Regions from separate parts of the Mus musculus genome. Here all the other regions are linked to region 5. Evidence: chromatin loops called from intact Hi-C (ENCODE). Cell type or tissue: left cerebral cortex. All regions are shown on one strand. Links, peaks and the distances in the headings refer to the core of each region. The heading gives the core; the rest is flanking DNA. Region 1 overlaps Iqschfp (Iqcj and Schip1 fusion protein). Region 2 overlaps Iqschfp (Iqcj and Schip1 fusion protein). Region 3 overlaps Iqschfp (Iqcj and Schip1 fusion protein). Region 4 overlaps Iqschfp (Iqcj and Schip1 fusion protein). Region 5 overlaps Iqschfp (Iqcj and Schip1 fusion protein).

Region 1 (6,145 bases), core at 760-5,759, 130 kb after region 5:
CTCTTTGAACCCCAGCTTTCATCTTTTAAATAAAAAAATCAAGTTAGTTCACAAAGTAATGGGTTTCACGATATCATTTTCATACACATGTGTCATTATGCTCTGTTCTAATTCATCCCCCTTTCCACTGACCTCCATTTCTTGAATTATATACTATTCTTATCTAAAGAGTATGTGTGTGTGTGTGTGTGTGTGTGTGTGTGTGTGTGTGTGTGTGTGTGTCTGCCTGTGTGCATCTATGCCTATGCAGAAGCCAGAAGAGAGCACCAGGTGTCCTGTCCTATCATTCTCTGCTCTCCCTTTGAGTCATGGTCTCTCTCTGACCCTCTCTGTTTCGTCCTAGGACAGATGCCAGCAAACCACAGTGATCATTCAGTCTCCAGTTGCTTTGGAGCTAAGTTTACAGGCAGGAGTGGGGTGCCTGGCTTCTTAAGCAGCTGCTGGGATAGATCTGAACTTTCTTCCTTATGGCTATACAGCAAGCAACCTTAACTGCCTGCAGATCCCTCTCTTCAGTCCCCCCTTCTTGAATTTTAAGGCAGAGTTGGTACCTCTCTTTTCCTTCCACTACTTCCCCATTGTTTTACAAATGTTATTTATTTTCTTCAATGCTGAGTGCATGTTGTATTGATTTTTAAAACATCTTGAATGTCCAGTGAATTAAATGTGAGAAATTGCTTAAATAATACCTGACCTGGCTGTAAACACAAACAAATCCCAGTTCTCCCCTTAGGACCCAGAGCTCAGGGAATAAACACAGCGATAAACAACCCACCACTTTACAAGGCTTGTGGTCCATATGGGCCTACACTTTCTTGTTTTGGCTTTGCCACAGTCTTGGCAAAGGAGGTAGAATAGCCCCAAGGGATAGATGCCTAGGACCAGGGAAGGATATGGCCAGCCTAAGATTATGCATGCAATAAAACATTTTCATTCTAGAAACTACAATTCATTGTTGATCTGTAAGCAACAGGCCTGCTAAGAAGCATGGTCCCCCCTTTAAGCAAGTGACCAGACTCAGAGACTTTGGAGTAATAAATTATTAAGTCAGAAGTTCAAAGGAAAGCTCAAAGGCTTTGTCCAAATGGGATAGTGTAGACAAACCTCTGAAATAAGCAAACAGAGATTTACCTAGAGAAAGAAACCCAGCACAGCATGGCAGCATGCTGGAGTTGCCCCCAGGAACCCTTCCTTTCCTGACAGCCTTGGCCCTCAAGTTCTCTAAGGGTTTAGAGACCTCTCAGCATGTTTCCATGATGTTTTAATGGATTAAAGAGATTTCTTTTATAGTCTGGAGCATTTAAGTATTTGGCCTCCAGTAGGTGGTATTTGGGGGTGGCCCAAGAGGTGTGGCCTTCAAAGAGGATGTATGTCATTGGCCACAAGCTTTAACTTTGCTTCTCTCTGTTCAAGATGTGAGCTCTCAGCTATCTGCTCCAGATTGCTTACTGCCAAGTTCCTCTACTATGAAAGAGTCTCATCTATAAATTGCCTTGGTGTTTTATTGAACCAATAGAAAAGTAGCTAATATAGCCATATTGCCAGATGATGATTTCTTACTGTTTTGTATGCTTGGAGAAACTGTCTATAAGAGTCTCATTTCAAAACCACATAATTTGTCTCATGCCAGTGCTTTTAAAGTCAGCTCAAAATGTTCTGGGCTGTGCAGAGAGATGCATTTTTATCATGCTCACTGTGAGTTAGGTTTTCACTTACAGGTGACATAACACACTTCAGTGTATGGATCTGGCTTGTATGCTACACGAATCCAAGTGCAAATCCTGGCTTAGCTAACATTAAAGAGTTGTTTGTTGGTGGACAATTACTTTGCATCTGTGAGCCTTCAATTTGTCCTTCTGTCAAAAGGGGTTATGATAATATTATTCTTACAGAGTTCTGGTTGAATGAAGCCCTGTGCCTAGACAGATGCCTGACAGATAGTAAAGCAAGGTAATGCTGCTTTTTCATCTTTTGCCTAACACACCTTTGTGTGTAATATATTTCTCCCATCATGCAATTGAGTGTAAGAAAGATTTAAATTTATCTTCTGGAATAAGTCCGACCCTGTGGTCTGTAATTTCACTAGTAACTACCTAACTTCTATTGTCAGATGGCAGCTGCCTGGCAGAGCTGTCTTCCCTGAAGACACATGCTAATATCAGGGTATGTACTAAAGGATGCCAGGAAAGCAACATGGAGAGTGGCTCTTCAGGAATTACTCTAGGGAAGACACAATATCACAGCTGGTAGGTTACCAGTGTGAGGAAGAGATTCCTTGCAACTGAGTGGTTCTCTGGGTGAAAATGACTCTTACTAGGCATAGTTTCTAGCTCAGGCAAGTTTTTTTTTTTCTTTTCTTTTTCTAAACATTGATGGTGAAAGGATTTAAGCCCTTGAGTCTGTTGCACTATATAATGGTCTTTTCATGCCCAGGAGAGCCATGGTAAATGTCTGATTAGGCACCCCAAGAATCAGTTGCCAAATAAGACAGAGGCCCAAAGATAACATGGTCCACAAGTGAATGTAAATGTGTGCTCAACAAACCTCATTCCCCAAGGAAACAAGTTTTTCCTTTTTGTTGTTATCAAGACCAGAAAAAAAAGAGCTGAGCTCTGGAGTGGGGATCCCTTTAGCATCAGTTTTAAAAGGTATCATAGGTGTGTGTGTGTGTGTGTGTGTGTGTGTGTGTGTGTGTGAATGGGAGAGAGAGAGAGAGAGAGAGAGAGAGAGAGAGAGAGAGAGAGAGAGAGTCAAAGACAAAGAGAGCCTATATGGTATTTTTATTTAATCTTCCTGAAGGTAAACTATTCACCAGGGAGAGGTTTCAGCAATAGTCCTTTCCCATGCATCTGCTGTCCCATTTTGTCAGCTTGTTTCTTCTCTGTCCTTTACATCTACAGAGAAGTACAGTCAGCCCTCTTACTAAAGTCCCAAGACAGAAGGGAGGGAGCAGTACAGAAAGGGAAGCTGTGAAGCTTGAGGGTGGAGAATGAGTCTATTCTGGGGTGGGTGGGTGGGGATAAGTTGGGAGTTGAGAAGAAAAGCTTTGGAGTAGGTGTACTTTCAGGGCATCTAGGGAGCTTTGCCACAAACCCAAGCCCTGAAGCAAGGGTAAGTGCTGTAGGTGAAAGAAGTGTAGGTAGGTGTTGTGGTTTACACTGTTTTGCTCAAAGGCTCTTTTAGGCTTAGGATGGTGAACTTCTTGGTGATCATTCTTATTCATGTAGCTCAAGGTCCAGACTGTGCTATATTATTTGTAGCTGGTCCTTTGATCTGTAGGTTTATCTCTCTGCCTTGTGTGTGGCTTTGGGTATCAGATTCTAAAGAAGTGAGTCCACAACTCATACATTTGGGGTGTAACGCATACTTCCGTGTCCAGCTGGTACTTTCCTTTCAGCTGACTTGCTTCCTGTTGTCTGTGTGGTTCCTGTGTCCCTCCAGTCCTGGGATCTGTTTCGGACACAGGTCACCTGGAGAGTCTGTTCTATGTTCTTAAATTCACAGTTCATATTATATATCTTGAAAGCTAACAAAAATCACCAATTGCTCTAGGGAAAGTCACGAGAGAAGCCAATATTTTTAAAAGTTCAGAATAGCGTGATGACTACTTAGAAAGGCCAAACACGAGATGATTGGAGGATGGCCGTGCAGTCGCAGGTCACTTGATTCTACCTAGGGGACAGCTAATTAGTCTTAAAACCACTCATCTTACTTTTTTTTTTAGATTTATTTATTTATTTTATGTATATAAGTACACTGTTGCTGTCTTCAAACACAGCAGAAGAGGGCATTAGATCTTATTACATATGGTTGTGAGCCACCATGGAGTTACTGTGAATTGAACTTAGGACCTCTGGAAGATCAGTCAGTGCTTTTAACCGCTGAGCCATCTCTCTAGCCCCTCATTCTTACTTGTAATATGAGACTATGAGAGGGTTCCTGGGAGAACTGAATGGAAGATACATGTTTAATGCTAAGCACAATGCCCCAGTTGGTAAGTTTGGTAGTTTGAAAAAGAATGGCTTCAATAGTCTCACATGTGACACACGCGCACACACACACACACACACACCACACACACACACACACACACATATATATATATACACACACATATATATATATATATATATATATATACACACACACATATATATATATATACATATATATATATATAGTACTTGGTTACTGTGTAGTCAAGTTCTTTGGTAAGATTAGGAGGCATGGCCTTGTTAAAGGAAGCGTGGTGGTGGTGGGCTGTAAGGTTGAAAAAAAACCAAGCTAAGACCAGTGTAATTTTTCCCAGTCCCCAACCTGTGGAGCTGTAAGCAAGCCCCTAATTAAATGCTTTCTATGATAAGAGTTGCCTTGGTCATGGTATCTCTTCACAGCTATTGAACAGTGACTAAGACAGTAAGTAATAACTATAGTATTACAACTCTTCCTTAGGATATAGCACTAAACATATTTGATAAGATGCCTTGGACATATGAGAAGCAACAGTAGCCATTGGTTCTTTGACTAGTTTTGCATGGATCTGGAAACATTAACCTTCTATCTCATAGAAAGAGCCTGACCTTCCTGAAATGTCAGGGTTAGCAGAAGGAAGGCCTTTGTTGTTGACTCAGCACTGCCAAACTGTCCTATACCCGTGTGACAGAGAATTGTGGGAGAGAACAAAGATTCTTTTGATATCAAGGCAGATTCTACAAACATGCCCAGTAGATTTTTTGGAGTGGTACATACTATAGTTTTACTGCAGGTTCATTTTGCTCCAAATCTCCCAGTTTTACACAGCTTTCAGATGGGCATATATACTTCCCACTAAACCTAAGATCAAGACAGTTACCATAAAAAGAGGGAAAACATAGGCATTTGTTTCACATTATGCCATTCCTTATAACGCTAAGTAAATACTTAAATTAAAGAGGTATATATATATATATATATATATATATATATATATATATACATGTTCTCTTCTCCAGTAAAGATATTTTCCATTTGTTTGAATTTTTGATATCTTGACTATGAGAGATCAGGTTTCTCTCTGGTCATGTCTATGTGCAAGTTCCTAAATGTCTTTTTTTTTTTGAAAATTTTATTAGATATTGTCTTTATTTATATTTCAAATGTTATCCCCTTTCCTAGTTACCCCTCCAAAAGCCCCCTATCCCATACCCCTCCCCCTGCTTCTATGAGGATGTTTCCCTACCCACCCACTCCCACTCCCCTGTCCTAGCATTTCCCTACACTGGGGCATTGAGCCTTCATTGACCAAGGGCCTCTCCTCCCATTGATATCCCACAAGGCCATCCTCTGCTACGTATGTGGCTGGAGCCATGGGTCCCTCCATGTGTACTCTTTGGTTGGTGTTTTAGTCCCTGGAAGCTCTGGGGGTCTGGTTGGTTCATATTGTGTTCCTCCTATGGGGCTGCAAACCCCTTCAGCTCCTTCAGTCCTTTCTCTAGCTCCTCCATTGGCAACCCCATGCTCAGTATAATGCTTGGCTGTGAGCATCCACTTCTGTATTTGTCAGGCACTGGCAGAGCTTCTCAGAAGACAGCCATATCAGGCTCCTGTCAGCAAGCACTTCTTGGCATCCACAGTAGTGTCTGGGTTTGATAACTGTATATGGGATGGATCCCCAGGTGGGGCAGTCTCTGGATGGCCTTTCCTTCAGTTTCTGCTCCACATTTTGTCTCTGTATCCCCTCTCGTGGGTATTTTGTTCGCCCTTCCTAGAAGGATGGAAGTGTCCACACTTTGGTCTTCTTTCTTTTTGAGTTTCATGTGGTCTGTGAATTGTATCTTTGGTATTCTGAACTTTTGGGCTAATATCCACTTATCAGTGAGTGCATACCATGTGAGTTCTTTAGTGATTAGGTTACCTTACTCAGGATAATATTTTTAAGTTCCATCTATTTACCTAAGAATTTCATGAAGTCATTGTTTTTAATAACTGAGTAGTATTCCATTGTGTAAACGTACCACATTTTCTGTATCCATCCTAAATGCCTCTTGTGTTTGGAATCCAATTTTTTTATGTATAGCTGAGATGTTTTCTACTATAGTTTCATTTAGGAGTTTCCTTTTAGGTTTTGCCCCTAAGTATATATCTTTTTTTAATACAATTTTTATTT
Region 2 (6,145 bases), core at 761-5,760, 430 kb after region 5:
CACAATGCACTATTCAATTCATATTAATGCTATTATTGAGCCACTGAATTCTATGGATCAATTTTCTGATAAGATAAAACTAATAATGTATTTTATGGAGAAAGAAGATTGGAAATGTGCGAAAGTGTCTCTTTTTGCATATTCAAGTCTGCGATGACACAATAGATATGTACAAAATCCTATGGTAAATAAATTGACTATCTCATCTTCCTTCCAAGTAACATCTGCTAATAGCTACAAAAAGTACTATTTCTGGTACCAGGTTCTGGAAAATTACACCCTAGAAGATGTTGTGGAAGTTAGATTTTATTAATAAGAAAATATTTCAAGTCTACACAAGAAATAAAGAAATCTGAGTATCTCCCTTAAGTTACTGGTATGTTTGTTACAAGAACTGCCAGTCATGCCTAGGGAATTATATAGAGTCTGTGCAGGTATACAAGTTGTAAGGCTTGCTTGATTTAGTAGTGATCACCATGTCCCAGTGTCTTAGTGTGGTAACAAGGTGCACAATAGCCCCTCAGATAGTTTGCAGAAGGAGTGTGGAACTAACAAAGTGGATTTAATTCAGGATGTGAGTAACTCTGCCGTCTTATCCCACCACAGACATCTCGGTTATAATAGGCAAACATAGAGAGCCGAAGGACCAAAAGATTTCCAAGCAAAGTAGCTATAAGAGTGGAGCACATCCAGTCTTCCCACATCCCACTTCTCTTTGGACCCTAGCATGTTCTTCATGCGATCTGGTGAGGTCTGGTACAATGTTAATGAGGGCTCAGTGTGCATGTAAGACAAAGAGCCATCTTCTGTCACTTAAGCTGTAGAGCAGGGACAAGACCATGGTGAGGACAGGTGTCTACAACCAAGTGAGATTTCTTTTCTACCGTGTTTATTGAAGGCACATTACCTGGTGACTAGTGCTCTGCCATCCACACACAGGTCTTGATATTAGCTTTCAGATCCCAATGGCATCTTCATTATATTAGGAGAGTAAACGAGTCAGTGATCAATGAAGTCACAATTTTGTACATCAGTCAATATTTAAGGGTTAGCAATTTAAATTTTTATTTATTTCTTGTTTTAGAAAATATCTGTTTTTAGTTTAAAATTGTATTATTAACAATAACAATAATTTATTTTATTTTTATGGGGTTTTGCCTGCCTCTATATACATGTCTGTGAACCACATCCATGCCTAGTACCTGTGGAAGCCAGAAGAGGGCATATCTCTCCAGGGCTTGACCATGCCCTCTCAAATATGGCCTCTTTTTCCTTAATCATTATTGGTGTGTGTATGTTCATAAATATTCAAATGCAGCCTGCTAAGTCAGTTTAGTGTTGCCTGTACTTAAATGATTTGGGGATGACTACTAGGTATTGGGTAACCAATTAGAGGCTCGTATCCAGAGGAAACTACTTTTCCACCTGTCAGCTGTCATTACATGCCTGTAGTTCTTTGTCTAGGAATGAGGTCCCATGAGAATTTCACCTTCCATATTCTCATGTCTATTGGTGCTGTTAATGTTCATGTCTTGTTTAAGTAGCCATATTGTTGAAGTATCATAGCTTTCTTGTTATATCTAGGAGGTAAAATCTCACAGCATAATTTCTGACCCCTTGGCTCTTACAAACTTTTCTCCCCGTTTCTTCCACCACAGTGTTCCCTGAGCCTTGAAAAATTTTAAACCCCAAACCAAAACAGCTTGTTCATATTTTAAAACCTGCCAGGGTAAAATTATCTTCAAACAATAAAATTAAGAAATATTGGGGGAAAGAATTTGTATTATCAATGAATATTCAAAGACTTAAAGGGAAATGTGTGAAGACGTTTTTATACAAAATATCTTTTTGTACACTGTCATACATTGTTCTTTATTACTAAAATAATTTCTGAAACTTTGTTCATTAATTTTCAATCACTCAGTTTCAAGAGAACGGGGTCTGCTCTATGTAAATAGGAGTCTCCCCCCTTTTCTCATATGGTTGCTCTATTCTCCGTGCTATTTGTGGGTCTGAGACACAGGGTGGGAGATGAAATTTGGATACTGAAACACTAAGACTCAAGAGACCTAAATCTGTAAAAGCTGGATACAAGCCTATAACTTGCCTCTGACCCGGAAAATTTGGGTTGTTAAATTATTAAACATAACACAAGGCTTTCATTCTCTATAATTCCAACACTGGAAATTGTATTGGAAAGGGTCACTACAAAGCCTCTTTCAGGGCCCAGTATGCTCTTCCCCCTGAGTGGGCATGGCTTGACTGCAAATCCCTTTACACACCAGATTCCTCCTGGTGTACTTAAAATCTGGATATTAGAGATCCAAAACGAGTAATCATTACACGTGATGTGAGACTGACTAGCTGTAGCTCTGCCTTCAGGGGCATGGTTGACTTTAGAGTGTTTGGAAAGCCTTGGCGGATCTATTGAATCCATGAATGTCTAGAGACTCTTGCTAAAAGCTAGAGCCACGTGGACAATGCCAGTAATCAAATGAGCTGACTGCCCCTTTCTCCAGGACAAATGAGGCACTAGGATCTTCAGGTGGTCCAAACCTTTTTTCTTTGAACTTGCTCAGAACTACAATCCTTCTGCGTGGGACTGGGGTGATCCGTGGAACCTGGGCTTTCTGCAGCTGCTGGTATGAAGAGAACCCCTCACTCTGCTTCACAAGGGTCTCATAATCCTCTGGAAAGATGATCCGCAACTCCTCCACTACGTGTGAAGTATGGTCTCTCGGGAGATGTCCACTCATGCAGACACAAAGACTAAAATTTTGTTTCATTCTCAGAAAGTCAAAGGCTTTGGTAAGAATACATGCTTAACGATGTACACTTTTTATTATGTCGTTATCATACTATGCACCCACATATACACATGTTCATTCTAGGACAAGCTGATTCTGATGGGTTAATTTGGAGAATCTCAAACAAGTGTGGGGCCCCATTCAGTACCAAGTCAAAAACCTCCTCCCTGTAGTGTACACTGTTTTCAACAGTGCTATGGAAATGAGAAAAGTGCACTGAATATCATCAAGAACAGATTCAACTATTTTTTTGAGAGCCTCTAGCCCCCAGGCTCTGTGCTGAGTTTTACAGACAGCATGTCTTTTAATCTTCACAGCAATACAAACCACCTGTGAGGTGGGTATTACTTCCAGTGGCAGATGAAGAAGGACTTCTCAAGTGATGTCTTAGATGCACAGAAACAGTGGGGACCCCTATTTTAGCCACATGGCTTTATCAGACCACTCTCAGTCCCTGTACCATACTGCCTCTTACAGGCAGGAAGATGACATGACACCCACCCAGAGGAAGTGACCATGTCTAGGAGGGCAGAAAGGGTCTTGGCAACCATGTCAAGCCAAATGGGATTAAAAACTTGTAAAATCTCAGCCTTTGTCTGCCTGAGTGCATGCTAACGACTTCTACACAGGTCACCATCTCAGAGTCTGTGTCCTCCTAGACAAATCACAAACCACAGGTACTTTCACTTTGTACTGGTACTCTGACTGTTGTTCTTGCAAAAGAAGAAATGTTTCTGAGATAGAAAAGGTAACTTTTCCTCACCTCGACACTTACCATTTCCATTCCCCAATTACAGTTGCTATTCAAATTTCTTATTTCTAAACCCAAACTTTCCAGTTACAACATGATACACTACAGTATGAGGGCACTTAATATGCAAATTGCTAACATAACTTAATATTATCTCCCCTCCTGTTGCTCTTTAATTTGGCGCTGAATAGCTGAGGTTTGAGATTTTAATCAAAGAGCACGGAGTAAGGCAATTTATAAAATCAAATGGGCTTTTTCAACTGTTTCATTCAGTGTTTAGAGCTATCAAACTGTAGTCTTACAAATGCACTAGCTGATTGCTGCCCCTCCTCCTTGAGCATGCCTGAATGAAGGCTTGCTTTCAAGCTGTGTGAAATGATGGAAGACAGAAGTGGGCAAGCTCTGGTCCGGTGTGTAACCCAAGGGTGGCTACTCATCTTTCAAATTTCATTTCCATTGTCTGTAAAATGGAGATAATAATTGTGCCTCCTTCTCGTGGACACTGAGAGGACTGAATGAGGTAACCCCTGAGAAGTGTTAGCCAAGAGCCAGGCATGTGACAAATCTTCAGTTCTTCTTAAGGGGGAGTTGAGAGCTCATGCTCAAACACGCCCGCTGTTCCATATTTTAAAGCAGACACATTCTGGGCTCTATATTAATCACTGTGTTCTGCCAAAACAGTGAGCAGAAGCACCCAGAAGAGCCATTCTCAAGTCAGTGAGAGGATTCAGTTTGGATCAAGGAACTGGTTCCCTATGGGATGCACATCTGGGACAGGCAGTAACTGAAGCTATGACCGTGTGTGGGTGGAGAACAGCTGATCTAGCTCCAGAGACAACACAGGCAGTCAAGGAAACTGGACAGGGTCTAGGCAGTTACAACAAGAGGTTCAGCAAACTACAAGAGGAGCACAAGTCAGGCCTAGGGACTCTCCCGGAGGGCTTGTGCTGAAGGTTTGAAGAAATAAAGAAAGGATAATACGATGTGCCTGGCGGTTTGTAGCACCAAAGCTCTCAATGGTTTTGTTGGTCATTTGTAGAACCTGCTGCCTTTAAGACAGGAGCATCCTGTGCCTTGCGTAAACTTGAGCCAACTCACAGTGGGCAGGGAAACCAAGCCTCCGAAACAGGGCCTTCTGAGAGCGGTAGAGGGCTGTGTGCTTGACAGGTTGCTCAGAGTAAATCATACTAATTTTCTACTTTGTCTTTATGTGGGCTGCAAGCCCCAAAAGATGTAAAGATAAGTTTCTGTAAGGGGTCTTGCTGCAGTGATGAGTGATGACCATGGAATATAGAAGAACATTTATCCAGTTATATTGACTTCAACCCACTAAGCACAGGTTTGTGTTGTTGTTTTTTTTTTTGTTTGTTTGTTTGTTTGTTTGTTTTTTTAACATTGTGCCTTGTAGGATAGGGCTATAGCTCAGTGGTAGAATACTTGTAGACCTACATAGGCTTGATGCCCAGCACTGAGAGAATACAATTAAGTCTTGGATATTTGCCTATCTGACACCCTGGAGGCTTGGAAACAGTTCAATATCTAATATTGCTTATGTCTTACATTTTGTGTGTGTCTTATTTTGTACAGTTGCTGTCACATGATTGTCACCGCTAATATCAAAGTCATCGATATGATCAATGGCCCCTATTAGAACTCTGATCAGGCTCTGCTTGCTTTCTGATAGCAGATTGCAATAATGACTTTTTGAAAGATTTGTTTGACTCTTATATTTTGCACAAGTTTAAAGATTTCTTTGTCCCTCAACCCACAGAGCTAGACTACACTAGAGTGACTATCGGGTCGGATACACCTTATGAAAAAGCCAGTTGACAGGGAGAAGTTTGGACAATGCAAGCTCCTCTATTAGAAAAAGATTCAGGGAACTCAGGAGATTGGGTGGTTTAGAGGACTCAGCACCAGGGGCGGATACAAATAAACTGGACGAGCCACAGCCCAGGAGAACAATCATTTACTCAAGTGTTTACCCAAAACACTTGAGGTGATAGGGTTGAAGGAGCAGGGCGGAAGAGGCTAGGATACATTCTAAGATGTCAACAACTCTCAAAGACTGAAGAACACTAACGCGCACACAGTGGGTCACCCGACTCAGCGCGGCAGCTACTTGCCCTGAATTGGGACCTTTAGAGCAGCAGTTCTCGACCTTCCGCATGCTGCGACCCTTTAATTCAGTTCCTCATGTTGTGGTGACCCCCTATCATAAACGTAGTTTCGTTGTTACTTCATAACTGATTTTGTTACTGTAAATATTTTTTGGAGCTAGAGGGTTGCTAGAGGGGTCGCGACCCACAAATTGAGAAGCACGCTAGAATACAGGGGCAGTTTGAATCTAAATCCCTAACTCACAGACAAAAACGGTTTCTGAAATAGAGTTTCATAGACTCTTCACAATCATTTCATTGCATTTTCTATTGACATTCACAGCAAAGGCATCCTAAGAGCTCAATTTTCACTTTCTTTTTTACTTATAAACCAAGCACCGCCCAGCATTTTCCAATGTGGTTCACAAGCGCCCTCTAGTGACCGGGAGGCCAGTAACAGGGATCCCTTTCTCCAAATGACCAAATGT
Region 3 (6,145 bases), core at 620-5,619, 110 kb before region 5:
TGGGTTAAGCACACTCCACTGGATGCCCCTCCCACCATGAGCACATGGGCAGCACACATTGAACTCTGGATTATTAAACAACAGCGGCAAAACAGGAATTTGGGAGAGGGTGAGAGGTGGGAGGCAGCCCTGAAAGGAGCTACGGAGAGAAGGAGGGGGTGGATACGATCCAAATAATTTGTGTGACATTCTCAAAGAATGGATAAAACATCATATAAAATGAATACGTCCAAACAAGTCTAAAATAAGTCTCTCCACAACAAAAATCAAAAGTTTCAGTGCCCAGGGGACATTTAATCAGCAGTGTTTTGTTGTGTTTTAATTTTTCATGTGCTATAATCAGCACTAGATGGAAGCAAATAAAAGCCGTAACGGAAATGACGACAGCAAATACCGAGGCAGTACAGACAAGGCACGCTCCTGAGTACATTCCCTGCCATCTTCACAGGGACCTTATGAAGAAGGCACAGTTATCATCCCATTTTACAGATCAGGAGGCTGAGGCACAGTGATGTCATTAGCAAGTGCTACTAAGTGACAGTCAGGCCCTGGGCTCCTCAGAGCCTGCTGCGACTTGCCACGCCCGACCTCCTTCCGAGTGACTGATCCAGGCAGGGCTCTGGACCGCTTGATGGTGAAGAGGCACTGCTGTGAACTGAGTGTGTAGATGCGTCATTTCTCTGTTCTGTGGGATGTTTGAGTGGGATGTGGGAGGATGAATCCGGGAACAGTTGATGAGAGACACCAAAGCCTGGAAGAACGGGGACTATGATGGAAAGGCATGAGTCTTCTTTTAAAGGCATTTTTACTGCTACTATTTACTTATCTACTTAACTACAAATCTATTATACATCTGAAAAGACACAACAAATTATGGCCACCCACCACCCCCATGTAAACAACAACATGGAAGGGTTTGTGTTCTCAGTAAAAGCACTTCCATGGGTTTCATGCATATGAGAATCTGCAAAAGATAAAGCTGAAGGACGTGAGATTGAATTAGAAGGTGATCCTGGGTGGGGATGAGGCTCAGTTGAGCTGCTTGGTTGAGGAGGAGCATGAAATTCTGAGCTCAGTGAGCAACTCTGAGGGAGAGGGAACGGTGCTGGGAGACCTCCAGTCAGCCAGCTCACTGCTGTTGGTGGGTGAAGCTTCCAAAAGGGAGTGGTGTTTCACAACCAACGCCCAATGCATGTTCGTGACCACTGTCTAAGGGAGGGGTGTTAACTGCACTGATGGTACCATGAGAACACATTAAAGATGATGTAGGATGAAAGCCAAATCCTAGAAGCTCTTGTAATTAACATTCTGCTGTCCACCGAGGCCATTTTTTAAAAAATATAACATGAAGCCCTGTGCCCACCCCCACCTTTTTGTGCAATAGCGCAGGCAATTGAATTCTCATTGTTGATAAAAAAATTCATAAGACAGGGTACAGCTGGTTATGCCTTTAGCAAGATGTCAAATTCAGCCTGCACAAAATTAATTGCACCTAATTAAACTGGGGTCACTGGCATTATTATAAAGCAAGGCTATTTATTAGACAAAGAAAATTTCACAAACACCAATTTACTTTTCTTTCGGATTTGTGAAAGAGAAAAATTGCTTACTTAATTAAATTTGTTTTGCTATTTTAATCTTATTACTTCTCAAAAGATCCACTTTAAATTCTGTCTCACTTTGGAAATTGTGTAATATTTTAGAATAAGGTCTCCTTGAAACAAGGCATTCAAAACAGAAAGGCATTCTGTAGAGTATGAGACGACAATTCACAAAGAATTAAAAGTGGATGTATAGCCGCAGTTTGCTGTGATGCTGGTGCTACCAATGTGAAGAATTGTTTGTTTGTTTCTAAACAAATTAATAGCATGTGTATGAGATCAATGTGAAGTTTTAAAGATACACCATGCATTAGAAATAAGGCACTTTGGTATGCACTTCTCATTTCAAGGAAGATGCTGTAGAAGGAGTCTCACTGCACTGAGACAGGTCAGCTTCTTTCTTCTCCCATGCCGGGCTAAAACAGCCACTCCACTTACTTCCAGGAAATTATGCGAAAATTATTACTGTTAGAGACAAGACAGTGATTCACTTTCCTGGCAAATGATGCTGGCTCACTTCACACACACACACACGGGGGGGGGGGGGGGGGGGGGGGAGGGAGAGAGAGAGAGAGAGAGAGAGAGAGAGAGAGAGAGAGAGAGAGAGAGAGAGATCTCCCATATTCAAAGTCCCATGCATCTCGGTTCTTTAAAGCTTCCTAGACCCACTGTTTTGGGTCTAGCTAAGCTGGCCATGCTTCTCCCTCTCCCACGCAAACACAGAGGAGGTAGCAGGTGTTTGTAATTGGCCTTGCTTCAGTCATTCACCAATAAACATGGAAGGCCAAGAAAGAAATGAATTTTGATTTGGGGATAGTTGAGATAAGTAAACAGTAATCATTATTCAAACCAGCTGCTCACAAACACTCTGGGGAACTTGTTTTTTATCACACAGCCTGGAGGGAAGGATAGAGCTCATCCCCGCTCCTCGATCGCTCTGCGAGCGTGATCAAGAAGACGGTTGTCTAGGATGCCTTTATACCTGCGTATGCTGAAGAAAATCCATCTCGAGTTAAGGTAGAAAGAGAGTGAAATATCAGACCGATCTGGGGCTACCGCAAAGAGAGGCGAGGAAGGGAAGTTTTCTTCTTGATGGCCAGTTGGGTTGTAATGCTCATAAATAAAAGATTTCCTAGACGCCTATCAGTAATGGCTGTTCATCTTGTGTCCCCACAGCGTCAAGACCTCCTTCTATCTCCTCAACACTCAGCTTCGTAAGTTCAAGATGTGGGAGGAGAGCAAGAGCCGATCCTGACTGTGGCCAGTGACAACTGTGCAGGGAAGCTTTACACCAGAAGCAAACAGAAAGCTGCGAGTGAGGGCAAGCCCGTGCCATCAGCAGGAGGAAGCTGCAGCAGGAGGGCTGCGAGGTGAAGGCCAGCCTTCGCAAGGCAGCACGACCTACCCCACACCCCGAATATTACTAAACCTAGGATATTTCTTGGAAAATCTCATTTCAAAAAAAAGCAGGTAATCCATTTTTCTTATTTCCTATTAAGCAGTTAAGACCTTTTCCAAAACGATAGAAGAATGACAAAGATCACACAGTCTCAGTTTTAAGAAGGTGATTATGTCTGGATTAGCAAATTTTGCAGGAAAATGTGACACGCCATGTAAGCCACACTCCACATGTGTCAGGTCTAATGAGCTGTGTTAGGCAGCAATCTCCAACGTTCTTTGGCTATGGTATTAAGTATAAAATGTCTTTATGGGATTATTGTAAGCCTAGCTTACATCTAACACTTACCACTTTAAAAAAAAAAACTGCTTTAAGAGAGATAACACCATCCAGACAAATGCAGCAGGGCTGAAACCTGGTGCACCATCCCAACCTTGACCTTGAAGGCACGACTGACACACTCGGACTCTCACGCACCTTCACACCTCTTACATAACGAATATGACTAATTTTTTTTTTTTTTGCAGGTGAGTTCACACCCTTTAATGAGCATGAACAGGAGGTAGATTGATTTGGTTTCCAAAGATCCCATTTACTTCAGTAGGCCCTGCCTTAGAAAACAAGCTTCCAATTTCAGAATCCAATACTTGGTGGGGGTGTTTCTGCATAGAGTCTCACTTGGTCACCCCAGCTTGCCTGGTGCTTCGTATATCAGCCTCAAACTTACTCTTCCTTCTGCCTCAGTCTTCTCTGTGCTGGGCCTGTGTTACCAGGCCTGGCTCTGTCAATTAGTTGTAAAGGCTGCACTCCATTTCATACTGAGGACCGAAGTCTTCAGGGTAGTGCATTCACAACAGGTCTATCTGGTTCTAGATGTGTAGCTAACGCAACACACCTGCTCTTGTGCATTCTGGAGTACTGTAGTGCTGAGCTGACATCCTCAAATACTTCTGTAAGAGACAAGGTAGTTCCCACCCCGTGAAATGCTTTTGGAATGACTGGTAGTGATCGGGGCGGGTTTGGTAGGAGTGGGAGGAAGATACAGAAGGTGACAAGAGAGAGGAACCAGCATGCCTTCTAAACGCATATGAAATTAACAAGGAACAAAATGAAATCAATAAAAACACTTACGGAGAAAATTTACATCCTTAATAGCCTCAATGACCACAGGTTATATAATAGGGATATCTAACAGCAATTTAGTTTTCCTGGAGATCCCTCCGCCCCCTGACACTACATTATGGCTAATGAGGATGACGGTAGTCAATCATAACAGATTTTCTATTTACAAGATAAAGCGATGTTTCTTAGAAACATTTAGGATCCTTCTTAAATATCACCTTGAGAGAAATTAGAAAAGTCATGGTGTTCTCGCAAATGATGCGCTCATCCTAGAACAGAGATGAGTCCCTCTGAGAGAACACTCTATAAATAATCTCTCCAAGGCGAGCCAACAAGTGCAGCTTGTTATACGCTACTTCGAAGTACATTCGTGTTTGCATAGCTGTCTCCAGGGGAAGAGGACTCGGTGCTTTTCCAATTTGGCTCTGCTCTAAGTCTCAAGTGGCTCTGGGAAATGGAGATAGGAACCAAATGGTAGAAGGGCAGAAAAGAGGACGGGGGAAGCAATTTTTGGGAACCCCAATTCCTGATCCTCAGTACTCTCCAATTGGAGAAGGAATATTTGGTTTTACATACAGGGTTTCTTCGTAGAATTTTACTTGAGAAGGTATTTCTGCTGAGGTTAGGTGTGGTGGTGTACTGCTTTAATCCCAAGACTTAAGAGGCAGACGCAGGCTAGCCTTTGTGAGTTTGAGGCCAGCCTGGTCTACATGTTGAGTTCCAGGCCAGCCAGAGCTACATAGTGAGGCCCTGTCTCAAAAACAAAAACAGAAACATGAACTCAAACCAGACAAATATTGAAAACCTCCATGAGACTTAAGCATAACGTGGTGGATACCACTATCTACCTGTTCTTATGAAATCCTCCTAACATCTGTGACAGGAAGACAGATACCCAGGAAAGAGAAACACCAGCACAAGAGTATGAAAATCTTAGGAAGATAAAATAAAATGTACAGAGATATTCAAGTGTTTCAGCGGCATGTGAGAGGGGCTGCTACTGGAGGAGCAGAAATTGACACTGCAGAATCCTGCGAATACTCAGGGGTGCAGAGACTCAGAGCAACTCACAGACTCTGTACTTGAAAGGACCATCTAGACCAGCTCTCTGCCTGGCTAATCTCTGGCCTCGAAGAATCAGGAAGTTTATTCTCACATCAGAAGTGCTCTAGACTGGAGTACCCTAAACACACACTAAACTTCCAAGCCTTCCCTTCCTAGGGTCATCAGACACTACCAGACTTGCATACAACCCCTCACAGTGAGGTTCAGCGGTTCTTTTCTACTGTAAGTCACAGACTAAGAGAAAAGACTAGATACGTTCAGTTGACTGAATTCCAGTGAAGGACTGACTGCCCCAGTTTGGTTAGTTCCATCGTGGAGATCCCGACTCATTTGTTCAACCATACTTGGAGAGTTGACCTCATGTCATGTGGTTGCCTTGGTAACAAACACACCAAAGACTTGCTTCCCAATAACTTACATTTGGGTGCTGGCTAAAGACAAAGAACAGATTTATAGACATTCTGTAAATGTCTTAATAAGGGTAATGGGTCTAAAGAGAACCATGTCGAGGTAAGTGGATAAACTGGATAAAAGAGAAAGTGACGGGGTGTGCGTGTTTATCTATAATAAAGCAGCCTGGGAAGGTCTCTCTGAGGAGATGATATATGTCAAAACAACCTAGCCCACAACAGAAGACAATAAAATAGCCTTTATTATCCAGTACTTAATTATTATCAGATGGAAAGCAAAAGAAAAAACAACAAAAAAAAACATGGGAAATATGAAGCTCAGTAAAAACTATCTTAAACAATCAAACTAAAACTTATATACTAACAATTCTGAAAGTGTAAAGAAAATGGAGAAATACCTTGAAAAATACATCTCATTAGAATTGACTCAAGAAAGATCCAAAAAGTAGGTACGATCAGACAGCTCTTAAGGAATGGAAGCAGCTTGGAAACAGATGCATAAATACCAGACCACTATTGTAGGTGACTTCACAGAAGCGAATCATTAC
Region 4 (6,145 bases), core at 765-5,764, 78 kb before region 5:
CCAAAAACACAGAAGAAACAGTCACAGGAGCAAGGTGGCTCTAAATTAGTAATGGCTGACTTGCTTGTGCAGAGGCATGGCCTCTGGCAGAGGACCAGACAATGGCTATGCTGTGTCAACAGGCAAAACCCCATTTCAGAGATGAGAAAATGGACGTAAGGGGAAAGAGGGCAACCCGCATCCCTCACAGAAAGGCAAGTCCGAAGAGGGAAGGAGGAGAGTATTCACAATGCCTTTTTACTTGGTCAGACATGTCTGCCCATGCACGGTACTGGAGACCTTAGAAAAGAAGCCATTCTCATACAGCAATGGAAACCAAACACAGACAGTGAAGTAAAATTGGTACTCATTGGTGGTGGCAAATGCTTACTATAAAGACAAATTTGGGAACTATAATGAAAAGTAGGAAAACTTGAGGCTTGTCTAAAGAGGCGGCACCCCCAGAAAAGGCCTGAAGAAAGAACAAGGTGTAGGGTAGGGTTGCTCAGTGCACTGTGAATTCCAGATGAAGGGCTAACAATGTTTTAGCACAAGTATGCACCCAATGGTAAATGTGACAAGCCTCTGGGGGTGGGGTTGGGGAGGGGAGTGTACCAGGTGGACCAGAGGGACTGAACGGACGAGTAAAGGCAAGCAGAGCTGGACCCCAGGAGGAAATGGAGGTGAGGGGATGGAGAGGTGGGAGACACTGGTATAAAGCCCAGGTCCTGTGAATAACAAGGTTCCTCTTCTAAGCGGGATGATAAACTTTCAAGATATTTGGGGATGTGGCACATGATAAGACCTTGATTTTAACAGCTTATTCTGGATACCATGTTGGAAACAAACTGTGAGTGATGAGAGACAAGGACAGAGACCAGTAAGTCGTTTAGAAGAACCCTGTTGCCATCTGATGATATAGCACTGGCAGCATCTATATGTGTGCGCCAAGATATGCACACAGCATTCAGGAGCCTGGAGTCTGAGCCCCCACTCATAGCTGCTCCATTAGAAGGCCCTCCAGAAATCCCACTAGACATCACGGATGCGAGAAAATAATCAACCTGCCAACGAACCTCTGTTAACCCCTTAGGAGCGCTCACCTGCTGGGATTGGCGACATGGGCATTCAGCACTGGGGAGGCACAGGCCGGATGACATTTGTGAGCTCCAAGCCTGTCTTGTATACAGAGTGAAATTCTGGTTCAAAAAAATAAAACAAAACAAAAAGCCCTACTAGCCTAAGCAATATGCCACAACTGCTCTACACTGCCATTTTAACATACAAATAGGTCCCAGGCCAAAAAAAAAAAAAAAAAAAAGCGGCGGCGGGGGGGGGGGGGGCAAGTTTCTGAGGAAAAAAAATGTTGATAACACCAGTGACTTGGGACTGCATCAAGCTAAGGATTTAGAGAAATCATTTTTTTCTAAACCCAATCGTATGTGACGCCAGATGGGTTCTAAAACTAAGGTTTCTAAGCAGGATTAAGACTTGGCATCAGGGCTAACATTTCTGTTTTTGTTAGCTAGCCCTGAAGGGAAGCATTTCAGAAGAGTCCACACACGTGCCCCCATTGGTGATACACCGTCTATTAACTATCATCACAACCCCAACACGCATGATTTTACTGCAGAAAGAAGCAATAAAGCCTTCAAAACTGTTAAACATACAGTGCCACTGTTAAATACTCAGTTCCTGACAAGTCACATCTGTCTTCCTTTGGAAGAAACATTTGGCTAACGTGGCCCCTCCCTCTCCAGATGAAACTGCTGATAATGACCAATTTTTCACCTTCCAAAAACAATGACTTTGTGCTTGGCCTAGTGAAAAAAAAAAAAACCCACAGGGAGTGTACCTCTCTCTAGTAACCTCCCCTTTGACATAAATTACAAAGCTTCTCTGAAAAGAAAGACGGAAGACTGTTTTAATTATGACACTAATTTAATCTCCTACAGCCCTATTGAGCCATCTACACATGAGGCTGTCCATGGATGCCGGATGTACCCCACCCTACACGCGTGCCTTTTCTCAGTTCTCTCACTTTCTCATGGAAAGAACGCCCGTGAAACACAAATCCTGATACCTAAGGATCTATATGTGGAGCCAAATGTCTCGTCAAATGAAAATGCCACAAAGCAGGCCTATGATTATAAAATTCTGATTATTAAGCACAAAAATAGTACCCAGACATATTTCATAGGCACGCTTCACTTAGCTAGCTAGCAACAGCTGCCTTCCTGGAGTCTTGTGAAATGCACCACTTTCCGCCTGCAGACATTCACACTGAAATGTGACCCTCAGAGAAACACCTGCTTGGCTCAGGTAACCCACCTCTCACCAGGAAGAGGCTTTGTTAAGCTAGAGAGCTGGTCTCTGAGAAACTCCATCAGGTGAGTAAATATCTCAATGCCAGCCACCCAGGATGTCCACCAGCCAGGCCAGCCACTGCATAGAGCAGTTTCTCTGAGAACATTCTTGCTGTTTACAGTGTTGCCTCTACAGCCCAAGTGGTAGGAAGGAGTTATGAAACACTCACTCGGGAAAGGAGCTTTGGAAATTGTCTGAAGTGGTGAATTCCTAACCCCAGATAGCAAATTAGCACATTAAAAGATGAACATGTGTTACTGAATATTTTTTCTATGTGAAGTTTGTAATCCACACTGGTACTATCATTTTTTACCTGCTAATCATTTAAAAGAGCATACTGGCAAAAACAGCTTCATAAAGATATCAGTGCAACTTGAAATGCCAAATGCCTGCTGACTGATTTATGAAAAATTCTAAGATCGTCAATCAGGACTTTTAAATGTAAATAATTTTCTCATAGACAGTCTTAAAAACTGGACTCTAATTAACTGACCTCTTATGCAATGAACAATAATCACATTTTTTTTTCAGTTGTGAGCACGCATCACCACCATGTATTCCACAAACGCTTTTAAAGGAAGGCCAAAGAAGCGGCGTTTCTGCCCCATTACTCCTCAGAAAGCCTCATTAGAATTCAGATACTGTATGCAATGAAGGCCGGGAGTGGAGCCCAGGATGGCAAAAATCCCCTGAAAATCCAGTAAGAGGCAACCTGCTGCCCTAGAAGAGCAAGGCCTCTCCCATAGGGTAAGGGCCTCAGAATCAAGCTTCCAACCTTACCTGGTACGAGCAGTTCTCCTGATGTACCATCTCAGTACATCCTAGGACGCAGACCCCAAAGCTGGACTGCTGGGCGAGGCTGCGCAGGGAAAGCGCTGAGCATCCACAGGCGCGAGAGAACGCCCTGGTTAGGCAGGGACTCCCCGCAGATTAAAATGGATGCTGTTCCGCTGAGCAACCTGCGCAGTGGCACTGCCTGTGCTGGGAAGCGCGCAGCCACCGAGCTCGCTCTGAAGCCTCCAAGCTGCTCTGCTCCTCCGGAACCGGGAGGCAGGCTGCTGAGCCGAGCTGGGACCGGCCTGGGGGAGGGGGCGGGCGCATCACCCGCACAATCAGCCAATTATATTATAGGCACAAAGAAAAGGATCTGTCTGGGGCTGGTGTGACCTTCTGGTGCTTTATGAAGGCAGTTAACCGATGTGGAAACATTCTAGTACTCATTATAGAGAAAAAGGCCAGCGAGGGAGAGAGAGAGTGACAGACACAAATCAATATTGCAGTTGGGCATTCCTAATCTGCGGCAGCATCCTTCCTGCCCGCTAGTGTTGCTTGGTTGGTGCTTATGAAAGCCAGGCCTTAAAGATCTTTTCGGAACTTTTAACGTGCTGAAGGGAACATCCTGAATACATACATGCGAGGTTTGTATTCATGCTTTATTTTTAAAGTATCTTGTCAACTTTCTGACTAAAGGAAGGACTTTCATTAAAATATGTATTTTTTTGTAATTTAAAAAAAAAGATACCTCATTTACCTTTTCTTAAGTGTTTTTAGTAAAAAAAATGATGGAATCATGTTTCTATAATTTTTGGAGAAACTTATTAAAATGTTAAGGTTGGTATTACTTATGTATTACATGAAAACTAAACTTTTTTTTAAAGGTAGGGCCTTGCATATGTAAATTACCCAATCCATGACTTGAATATTATACAGACACCCCAACATAACACAGGTAATCTCTGGGACAGACTGTCTTCAGAGTCTGCATGAGAAGAACTTGGGACCTGTAGGCCATAATCAAATGAAATACAGGTCGGATCATGTATGTTTCTGTGAGAAAATGGGGGCTGATCTCTGAATAATCTCAAGGACCACTCTAGGACACTAGGGTATGTAGGAGGGAGCAAGGAATTCTTCAACACAATGACACAAAGTTAGGGGGGAAAACAATAAAAATTCCTTGTTTATATTCCTCAGTTGTCCAAAACAATTGACACTGTTGTTCCTTTTGTGTCTCTATGTAAGGTGAGTGTATACGTGTCCTGGCAAGTGAGTGGTGGTCAGGTTGGTTCTTTCCCTCCACCATGTTGGTCTCTAGGCTCAAACTGAGGTCATCAGCCTTGGTGACAAGCACTTTGACTCACTGAACTATCTATATCTCTGGCTCTTCTTGACATAAATGGTCCTCAGAGAAACCTTGACTGGCTTCAAACTGTCATACTTTAAAGAAAGAGTCCCCAAGGCTGATGTTTTACGCTATCTCATATGCACACCCATTTCAGACCTCCTATTAGGAGGATAAAAAGTAGTAAGAGAGGTCCAACTCTACATTCTCTAAACTTGAACAGTGGGTTCTAGGAAAAGGTACTATGGACATGTGTCCTGCAGAACCTCCAGTATAGAGGGAGTTGGCCATGTTGGACAAGGAACATTTGATAATAAGGCAGGAGTCGGGGGGGGGGGGGGGGGGAGTAACAAGTTTACTTAACCTTAAGATGGAAGGAAGACCAAAATGCTATTATAAAGCAAAATGGTAAAAACTCAGCCCACCCAAACTCCAGCCTTCCCTGCTGTGCACACAGAGCAGAGATCTGTACGGAATGCAAGGGAGCGGGTGTCGTGAGCCGCATCCCACACTCTCCAAGACAGACCATCTTATTTCAAAGGCTGTTGGAACTTCACTTGGGCAATGGGCTTGATCTCAAGGCTCTGGGTCCTGAATCTACAAGTCTAAGACGTGGAAAGGAGTCTAAGACACACACACACACACACACACACACACACACACACACACACACCAGAGCTTTCTGTTCTGGCATATATTACATAAGCTCCTGAAGACATTTATCAAGTGCTGTTTTTTTTTTTTTTTTTTTTTTTTTGGTCTAAACACAATCCCACTCTTCACAGTTGCTGTTCCAGAGACAGTGCGAGTGACTCAGAAGTGGTATTTGGACAGAACAGATTTCTGACACTTGCATCCCAAATGCTGTCAAAACACTCGCCTCCCAAAAGGTATAAACAAGACGAAAAGGGACAGATGAAGCAGGCTGGTCTGAATAACTGTCCACTGGAAAGGACTTCATGTTATGATCTGCCAGTACAGGGAAAAGAAAGAAAAAAAAGCTTTAAACAAAAAACAGATGCCCCAAGAACATTTAAGCTAAAACAGTTCAGCAAGGGACATTAATATTTGTTATTTTTGTTTAAAAATAATGACATTTTTGTTTTAAGTTCAGTCTATTGAGCACTGATTCTTCTTTTTTTAAAAAAAAATTACTTTTTAATATTTTAGTTTCCCATTGACTTGAACGACAAATGGGATGTCTCAGTGAGTGGACACTCTCAAGCCTGACCTCAATTTGATTCCTGGAACCCACATAAAAGTAGGAGAGAACAGCCCACACAAAGTCATCCACTGAGCTACACACACACACACACACACACACACACACACACACACGCATACACACACTCACACACACACACACATACACACACACACACACACACACGCATACACACACTCACACACACACACACATACACACACACACACACACACGCATACACACACACACACACGCATACACACACTCACACACACACACACACACACACACACGCATACACACACTCACACACACACACACACACGCATACACACACACACGCATACACACACTCACACACACACACACACGCATACACACACACGCATACACACACACATGCATACACACACACACACTCACACACACACACACATACACACACACACACACGCATACACACACACACA
Region 5 (6,145 bases), core at 381-5,380:
AAATTAAAAAAAAAAAAAGTGCAATGACTTCTAAAAACATCAAGAGCACACATCTTTAGAAGAGCAGGGAGCCTGAGAATCTGGGAACAAGGAGGAAGAAACTCCAAATTGTTGTGGAAGGAAGGAAGGAAGGAAGGAAGGAAGGAAGGAAGGAAGGAAGGAGTACCTTAGGTTTTAACAACTGCCTACCATATCAAGAGGATGTGTGAGCACTGGGTTGAGAAGGGTTCTGTCCCCGCAAGCCTTTAAATGTCAAGTTCCCAGAGGGCAGACCGTTTACCCTATCTCACCTTACCAGACTCTTAGCCCAGTTACAGCTATGTAACTGCTGATCTTCAATCATTGCTCAAATCCTGGGAGTTTAACTGGGAGAGGATGTTTCGTATCGCAAGGGACAAGAAATAACATTGGCTTAATGGAAAGACTCCACGTCTGTGGGTGGCATGGCAAACTTATAAACAGCTGGGATTAAAACGAGTGTGTTAATTTAATAGGTCATCTCTCAAGGGACACTAACCAATGGGCTCTGTCAACCAAGGGCGCTGACAGACACTGTGCCAATTTCTCTGTGAAACTCTGTTACCACCCCCCCTCACCCCCCAAGTCAGAAGTGCATGCACCCAATTTCCAGGAACCTGGGAGACTCAGAGTAGCCAAATTACACCTGCGAGGCAAGCATTTTCCTACACTGTCACACAGCTGTCACACACAGAAAGCAGCTCATTTAAACTGTGCCCTTCAGCCCTATTTAGGGATATCACTAATGATTTCAAATTACAACTGTTGCTTTATCTTAAACAGTGATAAAAGGGAGAGCTACGTTCATGGTGCTTTTCTTTTAAAGTCATTTATCTGCTCTCCTCTCTGGGGCAAAAAAAAAAAAAAAAAAAAAAAAAAAAAAATGTTGAGACAAGTACAAACCTGCCTGAGCTTATTATAGATGCAGCCCTCCTTCTCTCCCTCCTTCCGCTCCACGCCAGCACCCCTCCCTGTCTGGCTTTTCCAGAATTGAGGCAGTAGCCTCCGGTAAGGAACTATAAGTGGTTCTTTTATCAAAACAAGAAGGGATTCGCCGACAGGGAGTGAGTCAGGCAGAGGCAGCAACCCCCTCCCTCATCCTGGCAGTTCAATTCACCCAGTTCCTCCAGGTCAGCAATCGCTCAGGTTTCATGGAAGAAAAGTCAGAGGAGGGCCTTTAATCCATCCAAATCCAGGAGCCGGGATGGAACACACCCGCTTGTCAGATCTGAGGTGTGGGCAGGCGACTGAGTTCATGTGCACAGGCACTGCCTGGCTCAGGGGGAGATGTGAGGGGAGACGCTGGAAGACCCACGAGGATGGACAAAGCCACAACTATTATAGTGTGAAAAAGCCCCCGCAGGCACTGACTTCGGTCAGGAAATCTCCCTAGATTTATTTTCAGGCAAGTGACTCACAACCTAGTCTCCATAAGTAATTCCATCAAAATGAGTCGCGGGTTCCTCTAGCCCGACTTTCTGCTGCCCTCTGGCTGCCCCTCCCTTCTCTCCGCCCATCCTGTAAACCCAGACAGCTCCCAGACAGAGCAAGCGTACCCCAGGGGAGCAGGAGGCAGGCTCTCCGGCCCAGCCCCCACCCTCGGGAAAGGATGAATGGGGCCACCCCCGGCGAGAGCGCGGAGAAGGGGCGTGTGGGCTGCGCGCGAGGTGTGTACGCGGGTGTGCGCGCGTGGGCACGCACCCGGGCCAACTTACAGAGGTGGAGTTGGTCCTCGCCTGACCCTGGTTTCGCACCTCCTGCTCCCGGAACTGCAGCCCGGCCAGATGCTTTTCCAATGCCTCCCAGTCCATTGGGGGCGCAGGGGGTTCTTCCGGGACCCGCGTCCCGCCGTCCGGTGGCTGAAGGCAGAGGCCCCCAGATGCCCGGTTTCGGCCTCCGCGCCGGCTCCCTGGAGGCTGGGTCTTCTGGATGGGTCGCCGGGGAACCCGAGAGGCGTTCGGCCGGCCAGCTACCACCACGTTGCCATTGTGCCTGAGGTCTTGAGGGTCGTGCGGATGGAGGTTGCCGTTAGGCATCGGGGACGGCATGGTGGTGGCGGCGCTCCTGCTCCCGCTGCCGCTGCTGCCGATCCTGGCGCTCACGTCCCCCGGCTCCCGGGCCGGACAGCCGTCATCCCGATACCCTCGATCGTCCTCCTCTTCCTCCTCCTCCCCGTCCTCCTCCGGAGCCCACTCATCAATCACCTTCTTCTGGTAGACCGGGAAGGGCTCTTCATAGTCTTCCAGAGCAGACACCAAGTCCAAGCTACCCCCCGGCGACGATGAGGATTTGCACTCGGAGCAAGGGGTCACTTTGGTGGAGTTGGATTGTGAGCTGGCGCGGCTGCTGCTGCTGCTGCCGGCGTCACTGCCTAGATCCATCCCATCCTCTCGGTAATCCTGGGGAGGGGGGAGGCAGAAAGAGTGAGTGGCCGGGTAGAGCCCACTGTTCCGGCCGCCCGCTGCCCACCCGGACCTCCCCGCGCGCGGCGCCGGCCAGCCGTGAGGTGCGATCGCCCTAAGAGGCCTTGGGGCGGGAGCCAACAGCAGCCTGAGCTGCCTCCAACCCTCCCCGCACAAGTTGACTTCCTCCGGTTAACTAACCCGCAAATTAGCAAAGGGGTGCGCAGCCTCGGGCGCGCACTTTTCACCCTCATAGCCCAGGGGCGCGCACGGACTTTGTGTGAAGCATTTTACGCCAGGCGCCTCCTAGCACTCCACCCCAAGGATTCTCCCAAACACTTTCCCACTGAATTCTGATTCCCTGGGGGCGGGACCCAAGAGGGAGGCAGAATCTGATTTCGCACCTCGCGGGGGCACTGGGACCACCCCCAACCTGGCCCCGCCCCGCTCCGCCCCGCCCCCTCCCGGCGGCCGCTGGGAGCCCCGCGCCGGGCGAGCTCAGCTTTACTTTCTAAGGAACCGCAGTTGTCGCAGGGCACATCCCGCCTGCGTGCCTCCTCGGCCAGCCCCTCTCGGGAAGGATGGGCACGGGGGCGCTGTCGGCCCACGCCTCAGCAGGATGGCACCTCTCAGCGCTTGGTTCCGTCAAAGGTGTGCGGGGCCCGGGCGCGCAGCGACTGTCACTGCAGGCGCCGCCGCCCTGGGGAAGGGAAGACGCGCCCTCCCGGCGGCGGCGGCGGCGGCGGCGGCAGACCGGGTCCCGCCACGGAGCATGCCCAGAGGCTGCGGGGTGCGGCGCAGTCCGCTCGCCCGGTTTTCCCCGCCGGAGGCTGGAGCTAGAAGCGGGCTGGGAGAGCGCAGCGAGGCGAGGCGAGGCGGGGGAGGGAGGGTAGCGGCGCTAGGTTTACAGACCTCGCTGTGTGGGAGGACCGCGCCCTGGGGAGGGGGTTGTGTGCTGAACGCACCTCAAGGCCTCTTGGCTGGGCTCTTTATCCAAGCAAAGCCTCCTGGAGGCCCGCACGGACCCGATGCCTCCCAGTCCACGCGGAAGTCCCCAAGTGACCCTGAGAAGGACCTCCTGTCATCCTCACAGGCAAATACACATGCCGAGTAGGAGCTCAAGTGACCAGTGGTCAGGCCCTGTCATTTCCTTTCCACCTTCCCCCTGGCCGCTTCCTCTCCCTTCACCGCGCCCTGGTATCCACTTCCAAGTTCAGGCAGTGGGTGGAACCTGTTGCTTTTGCTCACGTTTCCTTCCCCTTCCCAGAGGCACTGAGGATGACCTCAGCGAGGTGTGTGTATGGCTAAGAAAGGGAGTGTGAGCTGAGCGAGGACTGTTAATCTAAAGTGGAGGTCAGAAAGGGGTGGAGATCTATCCTGAAGGTGGGGCCAGACATCCCTTCCAAGAGAACACATACAGAAGATTGTAAAGGAGAGAGAAAGGCGGTCCTGAGTGGTGGTGCCCCTAGTACCTTGGCTGGCTTTGCTTACTGGTTTTTTCTTTCAGGAAATTGAATCCAAAAACCTATGGGAAACATTCCAAGACCATACACGGGCTACCTGAACTGGCCAGACCTTCTTTTTAGGAAGAAGGTTCGATGCGATGTGAAACTATTTGCTTGGATAGTGTAGACGGGCTACAGAATACCTTTTAAGGACTAAAAATTTCCTCTGAACAGTCTTGCCCTGTAAGATGTTAGCTAGGAAATGCCTCCTCTGCGGTGAGAATAGAAGAGTGCTTAACTCTACATTGAAATGGAGAGTTTCCTTGGACTACCAGATTTAGGCCTGTAACTGATTTATTCCAGCGAGACTAGTCTGGACCAGACCCCAAGCCTTGCTTGGCACCTTCCAAAAGGAGGGGCAGAGGCATGCTTGGGATTCCTGGGTAGGGAGTGGCTGCCACCCGGCCTTCAGCCATTGTGGCTCTTGTGGGGGCCTTGGTGCAGAGACCCTTTGTCTCAGTGATTTCCTCTTAGGTAAGCTCCTGGTCAGGAAATGTAATCAAACTTTTTTTTTTAACTTGTCTGGAAGCAGCAATCCTGTGAATAACAGGAAAAGAGGCCTCTAGTCTGTCCAGCGCTTCAGTCGAAAGGGACTGGTTAGGACTTAAAATACAGTTCACGTGAACATCTGTAAACAGCCTGCTTAGTGCTCCAAATTTGTTTTGATCTGAGTTGCAGTGGAGTGAGTGCTGGCTGCCTCTGAGGGGTATGGATGTGGTCCTGTGTTCTGTGTCATAGATGGGAAGTATTATTGCTTAGAAGATCACCATGAGATATCACAAAGCTTAGGTCAAAAACAGCCACCTAGAGGGCTGGAGAGATGACTTAGCAAGTAAAGTGCCTTCTGTAAAAGCCAGGATCTGGGTGCTCCCTGTAGCCCTAACATGCTGGGGTTGGGCATGGAGACAGGCAGATCCCTGATAGTGGGAGTCAGGTTACCCCAAACTGCAAGCCCTAGGTTCAGAGAGAGAGAGAGAGACCCTGTCTCAAGAAAAAGAATTTCAAAATAAGCTGAAGTAATAAGGCGATGTCAAACTCTGGCCTCACACATTCCTACATGGGCAGGTGTACCTGAATGTGCATATATACACACATGCATACACACATATACACACATATACACACATGCATACAGAACACACACACATACACAGAGCTACGTACTCTGTAGCAGATGCAGGTAGACAAATATTGATCAATTGAGCCTTATGGTGACAGCCCAGCTTTTAAGCACCAGGACCTCCCGAGCCACCCACCCCCACACACCGCTGCCAAGCTCTCACGCCTCAGGAGCTCTGATGGAAGTGATCAGGAAATGTAAAATGAAACCTAAACGAAACATTTGGCAAGGTAAATGGCACTGCCAGAAATGCGTGGCATTTCAAAACTGGCTGTAAACATCTTGGAATTGATCTCTACTTTCACATTATTTTCTGACCAGATAATCTGGATCAGATGGGAAGTACCAAGTCTCCCTTTTCTCCACTCTCCATGGGAAGTGCTTGGCCAGCCCAGTTACCATTCTGTTTCCAGGCTTCCAACCCCTGCCAAGAACGCTCCCACTTTGGAACAGGAAGGCCCACCAACTTTAAGGTGGCAATAGTGAGCAGCTAGGTCCAGCAGGGTGGAGAAATGATTTGCAACGTGTTCGGAAAGTCCCGTCTTCTTCCTCTTTGAGGAAGATTCCCTCAAGTTAGTTTGCTGCTTTTTTTCCTCTTAGATCTATGCCCTAAAACCTCCACGAATCAGAAATCAGAAATGTGGGACAAGAGAAGAGGCCTACTTACAGAACCTTTCCTGTCAATCCAGTGTTGTCATTTCTACCTAGATTAAGAGTCCCTTTTGACCACCCACTGACCTCACACCAAGTACTGCACTCTGAAGTAGTCCTGACCATTCATTGTATGCAGCCAAGCGTAGCCTTCCTGGGAGTGCAGCTCTCTCTCCCTGACCATAGAAACTCCACAAGGGTCTCCTCTAAAGGGTCTGCTTCCCATCACCACCTGCAGCTTCTACAACTGACTTTTTTTTTTTTAAATGGTAATATAGCCGTCTTTCCTGAGGCTATGCCAGTGTCTGGCAAACACAGAAGTGGGAGCTCACAGTCAGCTATTGGATGGAACACAGGGTCCCCAATGGAGGACCTAGAGAAAGTACCTAAGGAGCTGAAGGGGGCTGCAACCCTATAGGTGGAACAACAATACGAACTAACCAGTACCC

The links. A loop is a pair of places that touch in the nucleus more often than their neighbours do. Peaks named below come from ENCODE experiments on the same cell type or tissue, not always from the same donor. Only the 100,000 strongest peaks of a DNase experiment are listed, where the experiment ranks them.
Region 1: a loop joins it to region 5, with 1.9 times the contacts of the local background. A loop is called at or near these places in 2 of 42 quality-filtered maps.
Region 2: it touches region 5 in a loop (5-fold over the local background); 8 of 42 quality-filtered maps call a loop at or near these places.
Region 3: it touches region 5 in a loop (3-fold over the local background); 2 of 42 quality-filtered maps call a loop at or near these places.
Region 4: a loop joins it to region 5, with 4 times the contacts of the local background. A loop is called at or near these places in 2 of 42 quality-filtered maps.

The regions. Positions count from the first base shown.
Region 1 is chr3:68,365,057-68,371,201 of GRCm38, reverse strand. All of the region lies in intron 4 of Iqschfp (Iqcj and Schip1 fusion protein), which reads right to left. All of the region lies in intron 1 of Schip1 (schwannomin interacting protein 1), which reads right to left. Among named protein-coding and RNA genes, the nearest start is that of Gm22073, 180 kb to the left of the region's middle. In left cerebral cortex, for the core only: no CTCF peak of the experiment used is centred there; DNase peaks (open chromatin) are centred at 1,659 and 2,983.
Region 2 is chr3:68,056,489-68,062,633 of GRCm38, reverse strand. All of the region lies in intron 4 of Iqschfp (Iqcj and Schip1 fusion protein), which reads right to left. Iqcj (IQ motif containing J) reads right to left here. Exons shown (of 4, transcript NM_177585.3): 4 at 6,041-6,145. Among named protein-coding and RNA genes, the nearest start is that of Schip1, 5.2 kb to the left of the region's middle. In left cerebral cortex, for the core only: CTCF peaks have their summits at 1,204 (motif pointing right) and 3,291; DNase peaks (open chromatin) are centred at 3,269 and 4,195; H3K4me3 peaks cover 168 bases.
Region 3 is chr3:68,601,430-68,607,574 of GRCm38, reverse strand. All of the region lies in intron 6 of Iqschfp (Iqcj and Schip1 fusion protein), which reads right to left. The region is part of intron 3 of Schip1 (schwannomin interacting protein 1); the gene reads right to left. Among named protein-coding and RNA genes, the nearest start is that of Gm22073, 57 kb to the right of the region's middle. In left cerebral cortex, for the core only: no CTCF peak of the experiment used is centred there; DNase peaks (open chromatin) are centred at 2,838, 4,016, 4,468, 4,830 and 3 more places; H3K27ac peaks cover 4,739 bases.
Region 4 is chr3:68,569,645-68,575,789 of GRCm38, reverse strand. All of the region lies in intron 5 of Iqschfp (Iqcj and Schip1 fusion protein), which reads right to left. The region is part of intron 2 of Schip1 (schwannomin interacting protein 1); the gene reads right to left. Among named protein-coding and RNA genes, the nearest start is that of Gm22073, 25 kb to the right of the region's middle. In left cerebral cortex, for the core only: no CTCF peak of the experiment used is centred there; DNase peaks (open chromatin) are centred at 2,363, 3,031, 3,406, 5,306 and 3 more places; H3K4me3 peaks cover 3,442 bases; H3K27ac peaks cover 3,911 bases.
Region 5 is chr3:68,490,846-68,496,990 of GRCm38, reverse strand. It overlaps Iqschfp (Iqcj and Schip1 fusion protein), which reads right to left. Exons shown (of 11, transcript NM_001113419.2): 5 at 1,734-2,417. It overlaps Schip1 (schwannomin interacting protein 1), which reads right to left. Exons shown (of 8, transcript NM_001113421.1): 2 at 1,734-2,417. Among named protein-coding and RNA genes, the nearest start is that of Gm22073, 54 kb to the left of the region's middle. In left cerebral cortex, for the core only: CTCF peaks have their summits at 1,501, 2,705 and 2,904 (motif pointing left); DNase peaks (open chromatin) are centred at 1,504, 2,087, 2,939, 3,607 and 1 more place; H3K4me3 peaks cover 3,712 bases; H3K27ac peaks cover 3,435 bases.